Regions from separate parts of the Homo sapiens genome. Here region 2 is linked to region 1. Evidence: read pairs that join two places in POLR2A ChIA-PET (ENCODE). Cell type or tissue: HCT116. All regions are shown on one strand.

The links. ChIA-PET counts read pairs that join two places held together with the same protein. Peaks named below come from ENCODE experiments on the same cell type or tissue, not always from the same donor. Only the 100,000 strongest peaks of a DNase experiment are listed, where the experiment ranks them.
Region 2: POLR2A ChIA-PET joins it to region 1 with 5 read pairs; 1 of 35 experiments calls an interaction of 5 or more read pairs at or near these places.

The regions. Positions count from the first base shown.
Region 1 is chr11:112,439,240-112,441,739 of GRCh38, forward strand. No RefSeq gene overlaps it. Among named protein-coding and RNA genes, the nearest start is that of LINC02763, 42 kb to the right of the region's middle. In HCT116, a CTCF peak has its summit at 1,470; a DNase peak (open chromatin) is centred at 1,472; H3K27me3 peaks cover 1,113 bases.
Region 2 is chr11:110,472,049-110,474,548 of GRCh38, forward strand. No RefSeq gene overlaps it. Among named protein-coding and RNA genes, the nearest start is that of FDX1, 43 kb to the left of the region's middle. In HCT116, no CTCF peak of the experiment used is centred here; a DNase peak (open chromatin) is centred at 1,020.

The DNA of each region.
Region 1 (2,500 bases):
ATTCTATAGTTATAACAAATACTTAAAACTAATACCAACTTAACTATAATTGCAAAAAAGGAAAACAAACAAACCAAGAAAAAACTCTGCACACATTAGCGCTTTTCTGCCCCTAGATTTTAAAATTTTGGTATCACAATTTGCATTTTTTATATTGCCTAACCCTTAACAAATTGTTGTAATTATCATTCTTAATAGTTTCATCTTTTAGTCTTCTTACTAAAGATATAAGTGGTTTAAACAGCAAAGTACAATATCTGTATAACAATCACATTGGCATCCTTTTCTTTTGGTTTGAAGAAACTCTAACTCTTAACAAATTGTTGTAATTAAAATTTTATTAGTTTCATCTTTTAGTCTTCTTACTAACGATATAAGTGGTTTAAACACCACAAGTACAATAACAATCACATTGATATCCTTTTCTTTTGGTTTGAAGAACTCCATTTATCATTACTTGTAGGACAGATCTGGTAGTGATAAATTCCCTCAACTTTTGTTTATGTGGGAAATTCTTTATCTTTCCTTCATTTTCGCAGGATAATCTTGCTGAATGCAGTATTCTTGGTTGGCATTTTTTTTCCTTCAGTACTCTGAATATATCATCTCACTTCCTCCTGGACTGTAGGATTTCTGCTGAGAAGTTTGCTGCCAGTCATATTAGATCTCCATTACATGTTATTTGCTTCTTTTCTCTTGTTGCTTTCAGGATCCTTTTTTCGTCTGTGGCTTTTGTGAATTTGTTATTCTTCTTTGGGTTGAATCTGATCAGTGACTTTTGGCTTTCATGTATCTTGATATTTATATCTTTCTCCATTCGGAACATTTTATTATATGTTTGAATCAGATTTCTACACCTTTTTTTTTTCTCAGTTCTCTCTTGAATTCCAATAACATGAATATTTACTCTTTAGATGTTGTCCCATAGATCTTGTAAGCTTTGCTCATTCTTTTTCAGTTTTTCCTGTTTTTGTCTTCTGTGTATTTTCAAATAGTCTGTCTTTGAGCTCACTGATTCTTTCTTCTACTTGATCAATTCTGCTTTTGATGATCTCTAGTGCATTTTCCGTTCTATTCGTTGTATTTTTCAGCTGCAGGATTGCTGCTTGACTTTCAAAAATTATTTCAATCTCTCTGTTAAATTGCTTTGATAAGTTTTTGCATTGATTTTCTGTGATTTTTGAAGTTTGTTGAGCTTCCTTAAAACAGTTATTTTGATTCTTTGAGAGATCACACATCTCCATTACTTTACGGTTAGGCACCTTATTTTGTCTGCTTGTTGAGATCATATTTCTCTCAATGTTCTTGATGCTTGTGGAAGTATGACAATGTCTGTGCATTGAGAGATGAGGTATGTACTTCAGTCTTCTCAGTCTGTTTTACCTGTCCTACTTCAGAGAGACTTTCAGAGATTCTAAGCAGACTAATTGTTGTGTTCCTTGAGTCTGTGACCACTGCAGCCATCTCACCAGTAGGGGACCCTCTAAGCCTAGGCTTGCCTTAAGTCTCTCAAGAGCTCCAAGATTGCCACAGATTTCCACCCCAGATGGATCTGGGGAAGATCCAAGGAGGATATGGGGGCTGTGTGGGGATTCTGGCCAAGAACCTCCAGAAGACAGTCTAGAAGACTGTCCCAGTGTCCCAGCTGATCATGCCTCCCAGCAGACCGTTCCATGACTCCCAGCAGCAGTAACTGGGGTTGGAGTGGAGACTTGGTGTCTTTGGGATCTGCTGTGGAGAGAAGGCTGGTGGGCCCATCTTCTTGGCTCATATGGGCATGTGTCACCCAGCAGGTCACTCACAAGTGGGGTAAATTCTTGACTGCAATAGGAGAAGCTGAAGATAGGACTGGGTATCTTGGGATCTGCTCTGGGATGGAGGCTGGTGTGCCTGTCACACTCGCTCAGACAGACCATTTTCTGATATTCTTCATTGGATATTTTAAAGTTGGAATTCATTTGGATAAATGAATACCTATTTATCCAAAGGAAATAATAGTTCAAAACTAAAACTACCTATGATACAAATTAAATAATGACTCTGGTGATCGTGAAAATACAGAGTTAGAGGAGATTTTTATATAAAACCTGTGAAGCTTGTATTTTCTGTATTGTATTTGTTGCTACAATAGTTACTTATTGCCTGAGATTTCTTCTGAGATGCCAGTTATCTTAAGCCTGTGTATCTTTCTGGTGGTTCTCTGGAGAGAGGTTGAGATTGCTTTTTCCTTTTAAATAGTCAGTACTTGAGTGGTATGGAGGAGCTGCACACAGACATGTACACTTTGGAGCCAATTCAAATATTAGAGCCAAAAGTCAAAAGAGAAAAGGTAAACAAACTTTAAAATGTGAGGGCAAGAGTGTAAATCAGACAAATGATTTGGTATGAAGAATATATAGCATGGTGCATCAAATTTAGAGAAGATAAACATAATTAGTAGAACTAGAGGTAAACTGGAAGTGTTGACATGAACTCTCACTGTCTGAAAAAAAGAGATAAT
Region 2 (2,500 bases), 2.0 Mb before region 1:
CTCTCCTTACCTGAGTCTACACTTTTCTTTGTCCTCTCCTTCGGGTAGTGCCTATGCTGCCTTCCTTTTCCAAGGTGTCTTCCATGCCTAGCCAAATACTGGCCTTGGATAGTTAGCAGGGGAGAGCTTATTGGTAGGACTCCTTAATCTCGAAAGAAATGATCAGTTTGGTCACCTGAAAAACCCAGACTGGAGATTGGGGACTATGATTTGATTGAGGAGGAGACATCCAAGAATGTTTAGGGTCAGTCTCTGAAGATCAGGTCACCTGTAAAGGCCATGAGGGACTGGCAAATGAGATTATGTCCCCTTGAGAGGAAGGAGGACTGGAGGGGACTGGAGCTGCTGTTTCACTCTAGCTTGCTATTTCCAAATAGCAGGGCAGGACACTATTTTCAGAATTTTAGAAAGAGAAGGCAGAATCTAAATTTTTTTTTTTTTTTTTTTTTTTTGATATGGAGTCTCGCTCTGTTGCCCAGGCTGGAGTGCAGTGGCGCAATCTCAGCTCACTGCAAACTCCGCCTCTATGGTTCACACCATTCTCTTGCCTCAGCCTCCTGAGTAGCTGGGACTACAGGTGCCCACCACCACGCCCAGCTAATTTTTTGTATTTTTAGTAGAGCCAGGGTTTCACCGTGTTAGCCAGGATGGTCTCAATCTCCTGACTTCGTGATCCACCCACCTCGGCCTCCCTAAGTGCTGGGATTACAGGTGTGAGCCACCGCTCCCGGCCACCGGAACCTAAATTTTGATGTGAAATCTGATTTTTATATGTTCGCAAGGATTTTAAGTAGTTTCAGTTTGTTTTTAATATTACATGGGAGGAATAAAACATCCATGACAGATACAATGGGCTGCAACCTCTGGTCTAGAGGATCCCTTGGGAGGGGGTTAGTTGAGTCCTAATTTTTAAAATTTTTATTTGTTTTATTTTATTTTTTTTAATTAGAGACAAAGTCTTGCTGAGTGGCCCAGGCTGGAATGCAGTGATGCAATCATGACTCACTGCAGCCTTGACCTCCTGGGCTCAAATGATCCTCCTACCTCAGCCTCCTGAGTAGGTGGGGCAGGTGGGGCTACAGACATGTGCCACCATGCCCAGCTAATTTTTGTATTTCTTGTGGAGATGGGGTCTCACTATGTTGCTCAGGCTGGTCTCAAACTCCTGGGCTCAATTGACTTTCCGGCCTCAGCCTTGCATAGCATTGGGATTACAGGTGTGAGCCACTGTGCCCAGTCTTGATTCCTAATTATTAGGACTTTGGTTGTACTCAGTGGGCTCTGAAATGTCAACAGGGGTCTTGGGTGAGTTTGAATTTCAAGGAACCTCAAAATTGATTATTTACCTCCTAAGGGATTCTCTGGTCTTAGGAGGCTGGCCAGACCTGGAGTGAACCCTGTAGGTTGACCATGGACTGGAACAGACCACCTAGTCTCTCTCTAGGTTATATGCCTGATTCTAAGGGGGCCTCTAGGCTACACAGGTTTCTGAAGGGTCTATGTCCCCTCCTGTTATCATGTGGAAAGGGCCAGGTGTGCCATCTAAGCTTAAGTCGTTAGGGAATTCTCTCTCCCTCAAAAACATTTTAAATAATCTCCCTGAGTCTTCCTTTAATTGGCCTTCTAAATCTTTAATAAGCCTGGATTAAAACCACCCTCCATTAGGATGATCAATCTGAAAACAAATTAGATCAATTCCACAAGTCCAAGCCCCTTCGTATAGCACATGAGAGATGCCGAGCCCTATAGCTTACGTTCTGATAATACAAACCTCCTTGTGTTCCCTGAATATGTCATGCTGTTTCATAACTCTGCATTTGCTTAGGCTGAGCTCTGACTGGAGCTCCCTCCTGCTCTGTCTTGGCCCAGCTCACTCAGTTATCTTTCAAGATGTCTCTGGGAAGTGTTCTCTGAACTTTCAGCTGGGATTATATGTCTCCCCGCTTTTTGGGACCTCCCCCCGCCGGCCACAGGATATAGTTCCATCTTAGCCTTTGCCATGTTATAGTATATTGAGCCTGGTGGTGGGTGATTGTCTCTGCCGGTAAGCTGTAAGCACATCCTGTGTACCATCCAGCACAGAGCATGGAGTCTGACACCCAGTAGTCAGTCTATAATACCAAAATATTGGAAAGCAGAGAAGGTGCCTTCATGCTGCAGGGACAAGCCACATGAACACTTTTAAAAAAAGGAAACAGAGTCTGGACACCTCAAACTCAGGAAGGAGTTATAGTGTGGGTAAAGAGGCCTAGGCAACATTATTTGTCCCTGGTTTGGACATGCCCTTTGTCTTGAAGCCCGTTAACTGTGTTTTGTATTTACTGACAGTTCAAGTTTTTCTCTTTTTTTTTTTCATACTTTGGAAGGGCAGAGACATCTGATCTAATACCATCTGTGACCAAGGGAGGGAAGGTGGGAGGAAGGAAGAGAATATCCATTTATTCACTTAATATTTCTGGAGCATCTGCTAGGTGCTGAGGATTCAGCAAGGACAAAACAA